Linked DNA regions of Homo sapiens: all the other regions are linked to region 3. Evidence: chromatin contacts called from ENCODE Hi-C or POLR2A ChIA-PET data. All regions are on one chromosome and are shown on one strand. The core of a region is the stretch at or near the end of the contact, and the rest is flanking DNA. Distances in the headings are between cores, read along the strand shown.

Region 1 (4,919 bases), core at 2,420-4,919, 260 kb before region 3:
GCAGGAAGCAGAGCTGCCAGCAAAGTGCAGGAGTCGACTCTTTTTCTTTTCTTTTCTTGCTTTTTTTTTTTTTTTTTTTTTAGCCAGAGTCTCGCTCTGTCACCCAGGCTGGAATGCAGTGGCTTGATCTCAGCTCACTGCAACCTCCACCTCCCGGGTTCAAGCAATTCTCCTGCCTCAGCCTCCCAAGTAGCTGGGAATACAGGTGTCTGCCACCATGCCCGGCTAATTTTTGTATTTTTAGTAGAGATGGGGTTTCACCATGTTGTCCAGGCTTGTCTCAAACTCCTGACCTCAGGTGATCCACCTGCCTTGGCCTCCCAAAGTGCTGGGGTTACAGGTGTGAGCCACTGCGCTCGGCCTCTAGACTCTTAATCTATGTTCTTTGAGTTACACCTGACAACTTTCCATCACACCTGGCTGCCTGGCTCAGGAACTGGAGGAAGGCGGCCAGTGCTGGCCAGGAATTTCTCAGAGGCCACTGGACAGTATTATGGAGTGGCCCCTGCCCCTCAGAGGCTCACTGTCCATAGCACAGGGGTCATCCATCCTGTCAGACCATGCTGACCCCACTCACGAGAGGCTAGCCCTGCAAGTTCTCCCCTGGGAACAGGAAGTAATCGTGCGAGGTTTACATGGCAGATCAGCTTGGTCTCGGGAGCTATTTCTACACAAATCACGTGGGGCTCAGAAGGCCATGCTCTGCTGCTCCCTGGACTCTGGCCCCTGTCCTGCGTGTCCTCCTTCCTCTGGTCCTCAGAGACTCCCCGTTCCCTGCCATATGCACACTTAGGGTGGGACCGGGATGTGCACTGTAGCCAGTTCTGTTCTTGTTTGTGTTGCTCAGAATCCATTGTTTCTTACTGATGCAGATCAGTGCCTAATACTAGGTGTCCAGCACCATGCTGGGAGCCAGGGATACAACAGACAGGTGCCTCCCTGGGGGATAAGTGGAGCACACGCAGGTAATAATCAGTGAACTGGGTAGCGCTTTGTTACAGGCCTCTCACAACTGGTATTTTATCTCCATCATATTGTAATTTTGTTTTTGTGGTGTGACCTAAAAAGCCTTGGATCCTCAAAAGATCTGGCCAAGTTCATGGTAAAGTTATTATTCCTTTAACAAATGCATTCATTTAACAATATTTATTAAGCACCTATTATTTGTCAGGTACCATTCCAGATGTCAGGATTATAACAGAGAACAAAACTGACAAATAGCACTGTTCTCTTGGTGCTTACATTGTTGTGGAAGGAGACAAAAAGAAATAATGTCAATATAATATGTCCTAAGAATTTTAAAGAAAAACTCAAGCAGGGTAAGGGAGAGAGAATGACGATGGGGAGGAGGGCCGCTCTTTGAGGAAGGCCCTTCTGGTGACCCTTGAAGCAGAGCCCAGCAAGAGGGGAGGGGGAAGCTGTGGTTTGGAGGAAGTCTTTTCATAGCGGGGAGCCTCAAGGGCAGAGCCCCCGAGGGGGAGTGTGCCCTACCTGTTGGAAGGAAGCCACTGATCTGCAATCCTGTTTTCCTCGTCTGCAAATTAATGGGCTTGTTGGGAGGGACAAATGAAATCATTTATATGAAAACATTTATGTCAACTGTAGAACACTCTATAAAAGTTATTCTCTTTATGTTGACTTCATCAAGTATTTGCAGTGTCTAAAGCAGGAATGATCATAATGATTATATTACAATTCTGCCCTTTCATTTTTTTTATTGAGGTGAAATGCATATAACATATAATTAATCATTTTATAGCCTACAATTCAGTGGCATTTGGTGCATTCACAATGTTGTGCAACCACCACCGCTTTCTATTTAAAAACCTTTTTCATCATCCCCACCTTTTCTTTCTTTTCTTTTTAAAATAGAGATGGTGTCTCCCTACATTGCCCAAGCTGGATTAGAACACCTGGGCTCAAGTGATCCTCCAACCTCAGTCTCCTGAGTAGCTGGGATTATAGGCACTCACCACTGTGCCTGGCCTTTCATTTTTATTTTATTTTATTTTATTAATTATTATTATTATTTAGAGACAGGATCTCACTCTGTTGCTCAGGCTGGAATGCGGTGGTGTGATCATGGTTCCCTGCGGCTTCCACCTGCTGGGCTCAAGCAATCCTCCCACCTCAGCCTCCCAAATAGCTGAAACTATAGACATACGCCACAGTGCCTGGCTAATTTTTGTATTTTTTGCAGAGCCGTGGTTTCATCTTGTTGCCCAGGCTGGTCTTGAACTCCTGGGCCTAAGTGATCCTCCTACCTTGGCTTCCTCCAGTGCTGGTATTACAGGCGTGAGTCACTGTGCCTGGCCTTTTTTATTTTTATTTTTTGACACAGAGTCTCACTCTGTCACCAGGTAGGACAGTGGTGCAATCTCGGCTCACTGCAACCTCTGCCTCCCAGGGTTAAGAGAGTCTTATGCCTCAGTCTCCTCAGTAGCTGGGATTACAGGTGCACACCACCACGCCCAGTTAATTTTTTTCTATTTTTAGTAGAGACAGGGTTTTACCATGTTGGCCCCACTGGTCTGGAACTCCTGGCCTCAAGTGATTCACCTACCTCGGCCTCCCAAAGTGCTAGGATTACAGGAATGAGCCACTGCACCCGGCCTTTGGCCTCATTTTAATTTTTATTTATTTATTTATTTATTTATTTATTTATTTATTTATTTATATTTATATTTTTATTTTTTTTGAGACGGAGTCTCGCTCTGTAGCCCAGGCTGGAGTCCAGGGGCGCGATCTCGGCTCACTGCAAGCTCCGCCTCCCAGGTTCACACCATTCTCCTGCAGTCAGCCTCCCGAGTAGCTGGGACTACAGGCGCCCGCCACCACGCCCGGCTAATTTTTTTTGTATTTTTAGTAGAGACGGGGTTTCACCATGTTAGCCAGGATGGTCTCGATCTCCTGACCTCGTGATCCGCCCGCCTCGGCTTCCCAAAGTGCTGGGATTACAGGCGTGAGCCACCGCGCCCGGCGCCGCATTTTTAATAGTCACTTGAGATACCATTCTGGAAATAGGATTTCCCCCCGTATCTGACTTTGTCCTTTCTGTTTCTGCCTAGCCTCCAGCTCCTAGGCTTCATCCATGTATTTTTCCAACAGCAATTTATTGAGCACCTACTGTGTGGGAGGCACTGTGCTAGGCAGATTCTGGAGACACAACAATGACAGTGACAGGGAGGTCCCTGCATCCCCAGGACTCACAGTGTGGTGGGGGATTTAGACAGTGAATGGATAATTGCCGGAAAACTAAATTATGATACATGCTTATAAGAAAAAATGTTTTGAAAATTATGTTAAATACATTTGTGGAGTTATCGAAGCTACTGGAAGAGAGACGCCACTCTCAGAACAACATGACTGGTTTTATAACTGTGCTCCCAGTTCAGACACGGGGGACAAAGATGACCTCGGGGAGGCGACCTGGATTTTGCTGGGGCCTAAGCAGCGAGGCCGGCCCAGGAAGAAAGAGCGGTGCTTCCTTCATTTGCTCCTGGTCACCCTCTGAGGTGTGCAAGGGTAGATAGTGTTGCCATCGCTCCCATTTGAGAGATGTGGAAACTGAGGCTTGGCCAGGCGTGCTTGCCACCTGGAGGGGCTGACGTCTGATACTTGCTTTAGCCAACGGTCAAAGCGTTTGTCCGATAGGGGGCAGCGGCGCGCCAGGCTGGAAGGAGAGCGGCATCCGCGCGCGCGGCGCTCCCGGCGTTCCAGGAGGGGGCGCTGCTGACCCGGCCTCGGATCGCCGCTCCCGCCCCGGCCTTGCCCCGCCGCCCTGCCCCACCCCCCGCCCGGAGCCCGGCACTCGTGACCTCGCCAGCTCTCAGCTCCCTCGGGCGATTTCGTGCACGCTAATGTGCGCCTCTGTGTTTTCCTAAATGCTGGTTTCTTCATCAAGCGGCGGAATAACGCATCAGGGCAGGTGACCCACGTCACCGGGGTGATGCACTGGTGCTCGCCGGGGCGGGCGCTGTGCCTGCGGGAGCCGCGCGGCCGGCGCGGTGTCGGGGCGCCTCGTGGGGGCCGAGCCGCGCCCGCACGTCCCTCAGGTAGGCGCGACCAGAGTTTCTTTAGACAGGATGACCTGGCAGCGTTTCCACCCCACCCACGGCGAGTTTCGCTTTCCTAATGTGGTTAAAAAGTGCGTTCTATCTGAAATAGGGTGGTTGAACAGGTTTCAACATTTTACTTAATTTTTTGTTTGTTTTAGATTTCTTCCTTCTGGTGGGTCTCTTTCTTTTTCTGTCAAGAAGATGTTCATAACTGTCCTCTTTGGCATTTGTTCAAAGTCCAGTTCTAATAGCTTTTGGACTGTGGTTTAATTTTAACCATAAAGCATTCTTTTGGAATAATTGCTTTTGAATCTGGGAAGAGCCAGCTGGATACAAGGCCATAAACACCCCCCTGCGGGGAATGTACAGGCTTTAAGTTACGTTTTTTTACCACTAGCATTTCTCTTTATCTTTTTTCTTTTTTTGGAGACAGGGTCTGGCTCTGTTGCCCAGGCTGGAGTTCAGTGGTACAATCAGAGCTCACTGCAGCCTCATCCTCCTGGGCTCCAGCGATCCTCCCATCTCAGCCTCCCGAGTAGCTAGCTGGGACCACAGGCACGCATCACTGGCTAATTTTTTTTTTTTTTTTTAGAGACAGGGTGTTGCTATGTTGCCCAGGCTGATCTCAAACTCCTGGTCTCAAGTGATCCTCCTGCCTCAGCCTCCCAAAGTGCTGGAATTACAGGCCTGAGCCACCATGCCTGGCCTAGCATATCTCTTTTTTTAAAAAAAGGAGACTGATGGGGGTTGGGGGGATGCAAATTGTGAGTAGATAGGTGGGATTGGAGGAGAGTTTGAACATCTGCTTTAATCAACTAAATGGTGTCTTAGAGCTGTCCTGCGGGCAACCATGTGGCCTCA
Region 2 (5,042 bases), core at 2,215-4,714, 440 kb before region 3:
TTCCTTTGTTTTCCTTCTAGTTTTACCATCTATGTAGGAATTCCTAAGAATTTGTTTGTCTTCATTTGCTATTGAGATTCGTGTTGTACACAACTATCATTTGTTCATTTTTACCTCCGTCCAGTGTCCGGTGGCATGAGTGCCTATTTATCTACTCTAGTATTGACAGCCGCTAGCGTTGCTCCCAACAATGCAGCTGCAAACTCATCTAGGTCCTGCTGCAGGTGTTCGGGACTTTCTTCAAGGCACAGTCCTGAGAGTGGAACTGCTTGGTCACAGGGCGTGTCAGTTTTACTAAATAACACCCAACTGTCTTCCCAAATTGTTTAGACCAATTTATACTCCCACCAGCTAGGTATCAGTTCCTGTTGCTTCATTATCTCATCAATACTTGGTATTGTCCAACTTAAAAGTGTTTGCCAGTCAGGTGGGTGTTAATGGCATGTGATGTCTTATTACTAGCAATATGGAGCACCTTTCCTGTGCTTATTTACTGGGAGGGAACCCTCTTCTGTGGCCGTCTTAGATCTTTTACCCATTTTTCTGTTGTTTTTTTTTTTTTTTGAGACAAAGTTTCATTCTGGTCACCCTGGCTGGAGTGCAATGGCCGTGATCTCGGCTCACTGCAACCTCTGCCTCCCAAGTTCGATTCTCCTGCCTTAGTCTCCTGAGTAGCTGGGATTATAGGCGTGCACCACCACACCCGGCTAATTTTTGTATTTTTGGTAGAGATGGGGTCTCACCATGTTGGCCAGGCTGGTCTTGAACTCCTGACCTCAGGTGATCCACCCACCTCGGCCTCTGAAAGTGCTGGGATTACAAACGTGAGCCATTGCGCCCAGCCAGTCCGCTTTTTTCTTGATTGCAATTCTGTATGTGCTATGGAAATAGTCCTTTGTTGTTTATACTGCTGCAAATATCCTTTCCCTACAACCACCTCATTTTCCAAGTGGAGAAACTGAGGCTCAGAGAGGCTAAGCCACATGACCAAGGAACACATGGCCGGGTCCCTGGGTTTCCAAGCTAGTTTGAGTTCCAGTCTGGCTACTTCCCAGGAGCAAGTCCATGGGCAAATTAGCCTCTCTGAGCCTCAAATTTCCTCACCTGTAAAGGAGAAAATATTTATTACTGTGAAAGAAAAAAATGTTTGCAAAGATTTTAGCTTCAAGCCTGGTTCATACTAAGTGTTCAAGAAATAATAGGGCTGGCCGGGTATGGTGGCTCACACCTATAGTCACAGCGCTTTGGGAGGCTTAAGGATCGCTTAAGGCCAGCATGGGCAACAGAGCAGGGCCCTGTCCCTATTAAGTTAAAAAGTAAACAAAAAGAACAGGACTAAAATGTACTGAGGTGTACTCCCCTCACATCCTTCCAGCTGTGATGCCTGTGCTCCTTCTCCTCCCTAAGAGATCATGGAAGATGGCAAGCACCCTGCCCACCCTTACAGAGGCCGGGAGAGCAGATGATGACTGGCAGGTGAACTCTCACCCACATCCGGCCCACCCTGTCTGGTACCTCTGACTCCCACTGACTTTTCCACCAGGTGCTGCCTAGCCCAGCTGTTGACTTAACTGACATCTGGAGCACAGTCCATCTGGCTCCCAGGAAAAGATCCACCCACACCCTCTCCCACATCACTCGGGGATTGAGACAAAAGTCACCTGCCTGAGGCCTACATGGCTAGGGTGGCTGCCCTCTGGGAGTGGAAGGGAAGCTGCCAGTTTCGGTCTCTACTGATAAGGAGTGAGGGAAACATGGTCAGTCCCTGAAGGAGAGGCAACTCCCAGCCCACTTGCTTTTCAGTGCACAAAGCCCAGTCATGAAAGCCACTGACTTTATTGATCTAAAAAACTTTACAAGGACAGTGACTGTTCTGCCAAAAAAGGAGCCAAATGGTATCAAACGGATTGAAAGTGAGGGTGGGGGTGAGGGATGGGGCCGGGAATCCATTCAGGAAAGCTGGTAACTGTCACCAGGGAACTGGCAAGGGAAAAAGGACGGGGGAGGCATGCAAGAGCGAGAATCCAAAAAAAAGTTGAAATGGTTAGGGGAGAAAACTCCCAAAAGACCCCGGAGTACGTCGGAGGTGAGTACGACAATAGCAATCTTTTCCTTCGTAGAGGACAGGGGAGGAGTCCCTACTCGGCTGCAAACTCTGGATGAGGGCTGGGGATTGAGAGCTTCCCAGAGAGCATCACAAGAAGGCGTCGCACCACTCTCGAAGGCATCCGAAGCAGTCCCGGGACTGCTTGGCGTTGGCGCCACAAGTGTCTTTCAGCCATTCCCGGAAGAGGTCTTCATCTTTCTTTAGCACCAGAAACTGGCCAAGGACAACATAGGCCTGCAAAACAGGGAAAAGGAAGGAGCGTGCTGCTCAGTGCTCAGTGAGAGATAAGAGCAAGACAGCCATTCCTGTGCCATTCAGAGCACACAAGCCCAGGAAGCAGCGCGGGTTTTGCCCCCCTCTCCTCTCCACCAGGTGCCCAGGCTCTGGCAGCCTCTTCAGATTATACCTTACTGTCCATCCCCCAGCAGATGGAATCACTTCCCTTCCACCCCCCGCTTGCACTAGGTACACGCAGCCACCCCACACCTTGTCAAAACCCCTTTCCTCCAGCTTCTTGCCCAGGACTTCACCAATCCCAGCCAGGCTCCCCACTGGCTTCTCCCCCATGGGCTCTGCCACGAAGTCTCGGTGCTTTTGGGAGGTTGTCATCTTGATCAGGCTTAATCTAGGAATCCCAAAAAAAAGGCAGATTAGGGCTGAAGACCTGGAACTTCTAAGGGCCCACGAGCAATCTCATAGTAAGAGGAAGCCAAGCCAGGGGTTACAGTGGCTTGCTCGATCCCCCTCATCCTGAAAGGAGAAAACAGTTCCAGGGAGACTCTTCCCTACTATTTTTAAGAGGAGTTTCTTCCTGCAGGACCTGGATTTTGATCTTGCCCCAGAGGAAAAACGATCCTGCCTAACAGGTGGCGCAAGCGGGGCAGTGGAAAGATGCCCAGAGTCCGTAGCCAGGGCTGCGCGGAAGCTATCACTCCCTCTGTGACCTTGGCTGAACCAAGACGACACTGCCTGCCTGGAACGGCCACTTGGCGTGGAAAGCTAACCAAAGGGTCTCTCTACCTACAGGGCGAAGCGCACACCTAGCGCTGCGCACACCCGCTCCCCGCCCGCGGGGTTCACGCCGCGCCCCAGCTCCGCCCCCACCGCGCGCCGCTGCGGCCCGCCCCTTCCCGCGGCCCGGCTCCCACGCGCTGCACCCCGCCCCCTCCCCGCAGCGCGGCCAAGCTCTCCCCCAGGGCCCGCCACAGCGCCTGCGACCCCTCTCCTCCCCTTCTCCCCGCAACCCCTCTGGCCTCCAATCAGGGCCCTGCTCCGCGGCTGGCGCTCACCCGCAACTTCAGTTCCCGTAACGGTTCCTCCCGCCACCCGGCCGCTCCTGCGGATACCTCAAGCCACTAGAACTTTCTTCCACTTCCGCTTCCGGGTCGCTTCAAGAGCCGCCTTTAAAAAAGAAACATTCCACGTTGGGCACTTCTAGCCAGTTAGAGCTATAGAGTTGAGGCGCCCCGGACCTCGACGGCGTCCTTAGTAGGCGCTCCTTTCCGGTCCTTCGCGGGAAGCCCTGCCTTCTAAGGTCTCGCTTCTCGCGCAGTTCTGAGGGAGATAGGCCTCCAGGGAGAGGACTTCCTTTCTCTGCTGCCCGGACCCGGAACTCAAGGACTTAGGCTTGACGGACCTGGCGTGGGGAAGAGTTAGAAGACGGACAAGGGAGGGGACGGGAGGCCTCCGAGACAGCGCCGGAAGTACGGTTTTCGGAGGGATCAGACTCAGACTCACGTCGCACTCCTCGCAGTTGGACTGGTGGGAACTGGGAACACTGGAGACCTGATTTCTAACTGACGCTACCGTCGCGGCCGCCGGCAAGTTCCTTTACTGTGTTTTCTTGGTTCAGCCTTGAAGTGAGTCGTGGACGATCCTCTCTCAGCGTCCAGCCTAGACGGCGGTGTTGCTCCGGCAGCGTTCCTGGGAGCCGAGGGCCAGAGACTAAGTGTGGGTGTTTCTCTGAGGGTCTTTTCTCCGGGATAGACAGGGAGGAGGAAGGAGGACAGCAACTAGAGACGACAGTGTTTCTTTCGGAAACCATCAGTCTTAAGGGTACTGGCCTTCGTCTTCTAAGTACGCAAGTCAGAAATATGCAAATGTCGCAGACAAGCCTGCTCACCTCAACCTTTAATTAACTAGTTCCTGGCTTGAACCATCACGGTGGCCACCTAGTTTGTCTCCGGCTGTAGTGTGTTGCCAGACTGAACTTCTCTGTTGTGTGACTATGCTAGACTTGGGGTGTACAAGCGTGTTGAGAAAGATACGGTTTATTTCAAACTCCTTCCAGAGAGGTTGCCAGGATGACTTCTCTGGAGCATGCGTATAGTTTTATATTACACTAGTACTTAAGATTATAGGAGTTACTTTTTTTTTTTTTTTTTTTTTGAGACGGAGTCTTGCTCTGTCGCCCAGGCTGGAGTGCAGTGGCGCGATCTCGGCTCACTGCAAGCTCCGCCTCCCGGGTTCACGCCATTCTCCTGCCTCAGCCTCCCGGGTAGCTGGGACTACAGGCGCTCGTCATCACGCCCGGCTAATTTTTTGTATTTTTGTAGAGAGAGGGTTTCACCGTATTAGCCAGGATGGTCTCGATCTCCTGACATCGTGATCCGCCCACCTCGGCCTCCCAAAGTGCTGGGATTACAGGCGTGAGCCACCGCGCCCGGCCGGAGTTACTTTTACATGACATGCATTGTATTGTCCCATTCTGTTGTAGCAGGACGAGTCGCAGACAGAACTCCTCAGACACCAGATTAAAGAAGGAAGAGGTTTTTTTATTCGGCCGGGAGCGTCGGCAGACTCGTGTCTTAAGAGCCGAGCTCCCCGAAAAAGAAATTCCTAGCCCTTTTAAGGGCTTACAACTCTAAGGGGTCTACGTGAAAAAGTCATAATAGATCAAGTAAGCGTGAGAAACGTGACTGGGGGCTACATACAT
Region 3 (4,614 bases), core at 830-3,329:
TGAGATCTCTCTCCTGGGATGAAGGCAGAGTGCCCGCTCTTGCCCTGACACAGTCCCACTGCAATGAGAATAAAAGCAAATTCCTCACCATGGCCGGCCCCTCCCACCACCACTACACCTTCGGCTCTCCCTCTCCACCACACCCTGTTGTTCCACTGGCCTTCCCTCAGTTCTCTGGATAGCCTCCCCCTGCAGCCTCCCCTGAGGTCAGATGCCCACAGGTGTGACTCACTCCTACTCATCTTCCAGCTTCCGATGGAAGACTCTCTTTGTCTCCCAGGTCCCAGCCCTCTCCTGTCCTGCTTCCCTGCCCTTCTCTGTCACGGTACCAGCCTCTGTTGTAGCCACAGTTCTGTGTGAATTGATCTGGCACATATCCAGCTCTCCTAGTACAGCAGCTCCAGGAAGGCAGGACTGGTTCTATTTGTGGCCAAGAGCTTAGGATGTGGTGGAGTCTCAGTTTGTTGAGTGAATTTTTTACATTTATTTTTTAATTTTTTGTTTTTTATTACCAGTAGTTGAACATAGATGTTGAGTGAATAGATACCCATCTCACAAGCAAGGAAACTGGGGCTTAGAGACAGTAAGAATCCAACCCTGGACTGTTTGACTGTGCTGTGCTCCATGGTGAGCCACAGCCAGCTCTAGGCAGAGTCAGGACAGGTTCAGATGAGTGTTAGGAAAAAATGAGTATACAATGCTCAGCCCTGTGCCTGGCAGGTGGTCGGCACCTAGCATTATTCCCTGCCTCCGTGTGGACCAGGGCCCCAAGAAGCAGGGGCTTGCCCCTCACACCCCATCCTGGATTCCGGCAGCAGGGATCCCTGGGGACATGTGATTGTCCCTCCCAGCCCTGCACCGCTTAGTAAGGGGGACTTACTAAGCGTCCCCCTAAAGCTACCCACATCAACTTACGCTCAAAGTAAAAACAGAGTTCCTTGGACAGGTGTGCCTGAAAGTGAGTCCCTGAACCTCCTCTCCCCAATTAGACTGCTGCCCCGGGTGCTGTCCGGGAGAGGGTCTGGTGCCGCCCTGACTTGGCAGCGCTTTTCCTGGATGTGCCCTAGCCGTCCCCACCTCCTGCTGAGTTCTGTGAGTCAGAGACGGAACCCTGGGGTCTCCTGGCAGGCCCCACAGTAAGGCCTGGGCCCCCGCACGTTGCAGCCTTTCCTTCCAGACCAGCGGACAAGCCTGGTCTGGAACTATGCTCCTCTCCAGCCATGGCCAACCTGAAGACCCCCACCCCCAGCCGCTGCCAGCCCCTGCCCTGGGGCTCTGCTGTGCCCCTCTCCAGCCCCTGGGCCCTCGGACAGCGCCCCCGTCCTCCCGGCTGTTAGCCTGGGAAGGGGGCCAGGCCCTGAGCTCAGACCTTGGCGATTCCAGAGTGTCTGAGGCCCAGAGCCAGCCCCGCCAGCACGGCCAGACGAAAGGAAAGGGGGGAGGTGGCAGGGTGGGCACCAGGAAGCCATTCCGAGGGGGCTGGCAGGGAAGCTGGGTTCTAGCTTTGTTCTTTCTGCTCCTCTTCTGGACCCCACAGACTTCCTCCTGGGACCTCCGTGAGCCCTGGCCAAAGGCTGTCCCCACCCTTTAGCCCTTTCCTCAGAGGGGATTGGACCAGCACTAACGAGAAGTTACTTTGGGGCCCTGAGACCCCCACGTTTGCAAGGGAGGCTGGGAAAGAGCTGGAAGGCCTGGGCTCCGGCTCCACCCGGCCTCCATCGTCAGTGTGACCCGGCAGGGCCACCTCTCTCCCTCAGCCTCGGTATCTCGCTCTACGCAGGCCTCCCCGCCCCGCCCCGCCCGGAGGAATCCGCGGCCGGCCAGACGGTCCCAGGTGAGGGCCCTCTGGAAAGGGCCCAGCGCGGCCGCGGGTTCCGGCGGGGGCGGGCATCTGGGGTGGGGACTGTCCCCGCGCCACCCCCCAGCCTCCGCCAGCCTGCACACCCTCGCTTCTCCAGGCGGCAGAGGCGACGCTTTAAACAACAAAAAAAAAAAAACTGTGTCCCTGGCCCGGGGCCAGCGTCCCAGCCCCCCTCGCCGCCGCCGCGCCGCGCTCCAGCCAGGGAAAACAACTGCTCACTTCTCCCTGAGCCCTCCCCGCGCGCTCCCTGCCTCCCCGCGGCCGCGGGAGAGGAGCCCGGCCAGGGGGAGGCGCGGAGCGGGCCGGCCGCCCGGCCTTCCTCTCCCTCGCTCCTCCTCTCCGCCTCAACTTGCTCCGGCCTCCTCGCTCCTGCCTGAGTTCGGGGCCTGGTCTGGGCTTCGTCCTGGGGCTGGGAAGTTTCTGCGCTCCCCGCTGTCCAGTCTGCATCTCCGCGCCTCCCGCCGGGCCCCCGCGGTCCCCTCCCGCCCGCTTCCCCCGCTGCCCTCCCTCGCTGCCCCCTACCCTCTCCCGGGGCTCCCGGCCCTCTACTCCCTTCGGGCGCGGGCCCCTCGCCCCGCCCGGGCGCGCCCCCCCTCCCCCGGGTCCTGCGGCCCCGGATGCCCGGGCCCCGAGGGGCTGCTGGCGGCCTGGCCCCTGAGATGCGCGGGGCGGGGGCGGCGGGGCTGCTGGCGCTGCTGCTGCTGCTGCTGCTGCTGCTGCTGGGCCTGGGCGGCAGGGTCGAGGGGGGGCCGGCCGGCGAGCGGGGCGCAGGCGGGGGCGGGGCGCTGGCCCGCGAGCGCTTCAAGGTGGTCTTTGCGCCGGTGATCTGCAAGCGGACCTGTCTCAAGGGCCAGTGTCGGGACAGTTGTCAGCAGGGCTCCAACATGACGCTCATCGGAGAGAACGGCCACAGCACAGACACGCTCACGGGCTCCGGCTTCCGCGTGGGTGAGGGCCGGGGGCACGGCTGGGGGCAGGGGAAGGACAGGCACCAGGCCCGGTGGGAGAGCTAGTGGGGTCTTGGCCTTAGAGACTGGGGGCTGAGGGTATAAAGGGCAGAGATCCGAGGGCCTGGGGGACCAGGGGCCTCAGGGAACTTGGGAGGCTGGAACTCTGGGGGCCAGAGTTGGAGGGCTGCATGGAGGCCTGGACTTTGAAGCTTTGCGTTAGGGTTGGGGCCTAAGGGGTGGGGAAATGCAGAGGTCCTGGATGACACTGGCTTCCCAGAAGGTGCTGAGTTCTGAGCAGGAGCACACAGGGTTTTTGAGGAATGTGAGCCGGGGACAGGAAGCCTCAGAGAAGGGCTAAATATTCCCGCAAGAAGCAGACTTGCTGGAAGAAACAAGAAAAGTCTTTACAAAATGTCTAAAGTAGGGCCTGCCAGAGTAGACACCTGCATTCCCTGGGAGGAGGAGCTAAGGTCAGGGCTGGGGATGGGAGCCGGCTACTGGCAAGGTCTGAGTAGGGAGGGTGTTGAGGCCTAAAAGTAGGGTGCAGGCCTGAAGGTAGGGACTAGTTCGGGGTTCTCAGCCTCTCCTTTTCCAATGCCTCCCCATAAGCTCCTAACATCCTGCCTCAGAGGCCCTCAGGGCCCCCCTCATCCTCCCCCAAGCCCCTACACCCTCCCCAGTTCAGCTTGGAGTCCACCCCCTCCCCAGCATCTCTCTTTAAAGGGCCAGGCCTGGGGCTCAGTCATCCTCCTGCTAGGCCCCGTGGGCCAGGCTCGGGGAGGTGTCCCAGCAGTAATTACCCTCCTGGACAGGGTAATTAGGCCAGGCCCAGGATGGCACCAGCAAAACAGCCCCTCTTACACATTCCTATATTCACTCTCCCACTCACAGAGCTAAGGAACCCCACTCATGTGGCTCAAATTTGTCATGAGATGGGGTGTGCGTGCGTGTGTCTGTGCGCATATTGCCCCTGTGTCTGGGGTCATGCCATGGGCATGGCGTGGCACACTGTGAAGTACCCGTCTTTGTGTTGTCTTGGGTGTGTGTCTCTAGTCGCTGTTAGAGAGTATGTGGGAATGTTTTTGTTTTTGTGTTTTTGAGATGGAGTTTTGCTCTTGTTACCCAGGCTGGAGTGCAATGGCGCAATCTCAGCTCACTGCAACCTCCCCCTTCTGGGTTCAAGTGATTCTCCTGCCTCAGCCTCCCAAGTAGCTGGGATTACAGGCATGCGCCACCACGCCTGGCCAATTTTTTTGTATTTAGTAGAGATGGAGTTTCACCATGTTGGTCAGCCTGGTCTCAAACTCCTGATCTCGAGTGATCTACCTGCCTCGGCCTCCCAAAGTGCTGGGATTACAGGTGTGAGCCACTGCGCCCGGCCAAATGTATGGGAATGTTTATGTGAACCTGTGTTGGTGTCAGGATGAGTCTCTGTGTGTGTGTGACAAGAGGACTGTGGGTGTGAGTGTACGTGTGTCCATCTCCCAGGCTCCCTGGCCATCCTGCCCAGGCTGCTGTCTCCATCTGTGCTGCCCACATCCCCCAGGCTCGGTGCCCAGGCCACAGTGGGCGGGTGTCATTGGGAGGTCACTCTCACCGCTATGAGTGACTCACTGGCAGAAAGGAAAAAGAGAATCCTACCTCCCCCCGCCCAGGACACACCCCTCTGCTCTGTGAGGCCTGGCCCCAAGAGGCCAGGCAGGATGGGCTGGGCTGGGATGTGCTTAGCCTGACCCTGAGGGCCATGGATATGGGCTGTCCCTGTGAGGCCCTTCTGGCATCCAGGAGAGCAGCACCCCCGCC

The links. A loop is a pair of places that touch in the nucleus more often than their neighbours do. ChIA-PET counts read pairs that join two places held with the same protein, here RNA polymerase II (POLR2A). Pooled maps may share reads with other maps.
Region 1: a loop to region 3 is called in a pooled map, with 2.2 times the contacts of the local background. The contact joins the enhancer-like site here to the promoter of LTBP3 in region 3. A Hi-C loop is called at or near these places in 3 of 168 maps with a recorded cell type or tissue (K562, heart left ventricle and mammary epithelial cell), 1 of 37 single-sample maps with no recorded cell type and 15 of 50 pooled maps.
Region 2: a pooled map shows a loop between it and region 3 (2.5-fold over the local background). The contact joins the promoter of BANF1 here to the promoter of LTBP3 in region 3. A Hi-C loop is called at or near these places in 2 of 168 maps with a recorded cell type or tissue (PC-9 and heart left ventricle) and 9 of 50 pooled maps. POLR2A ChIA-PET finds 5 or more read pairs at or near these places in 3 of 52 experiments (CD4-positive, alpha-beta T cell, PC-9 and activated T-cell).

What each region holds. Positions count from the first base shown.
Region 1 is chr11:65,817,126-65,822,044 of GRCh38, reverse strand. The region is part of intron 3 of LOC124902693; the gene reads left to right. Among named protein-coding and RNA genes, the nearest start is that of SNX32, 14 kb to the left of the region's middle. RefSeq lists a silencer at 3,574-4,033. Within about 2 kb of position 3,669, at least 20 of the 41 ENCODE cell types and tissues checked have a DNase peak (open chromatin) inside an H3K27ac peak, as active enhancers do; they include mammary epithelial cell, where a contact is called at or near this core.
Region 2 is chr11:66,000,925-66,005,966 of GRCh38, reverse strand. It overlaps BANF1 (barrier to autointegration nuclear assembly factor 1), which reads right to left and starts at 3,464. Exons shown (of 3, transcript NM_003860.4): 1 at 3,397-3,464; 2 at 2,594-2,732; 3 at 1,818-2,341. The coding sequence starts at 2,716. The coding sequence ends at 2,195. EIF1AD (eukaryotic translation initiation factor 1A domain containing) reads left to right here and starts at 3,810. Exons shown (of 6, transcript NM_001242481.2): 1 at 3,810-4,057. RefSeq lists enhancers at 1,929-2,735, 3,743-4,112 and a silencer at 3,103-3,442.
Region 3 is chr11:65,555,824-65,560,437 of GRCh38, reverse strand. It overlaps LTBP3 (latent transforming growth factor beta binding protein 3), which reads left to right and starts at 2,079. Exons shown (of 28, transcript NM_001130144.3): 1 at 2,079-2,809. The coding sequence starts at 2,479. RefSeq lists silencers at 1,801-1,960, 2,011-2,250.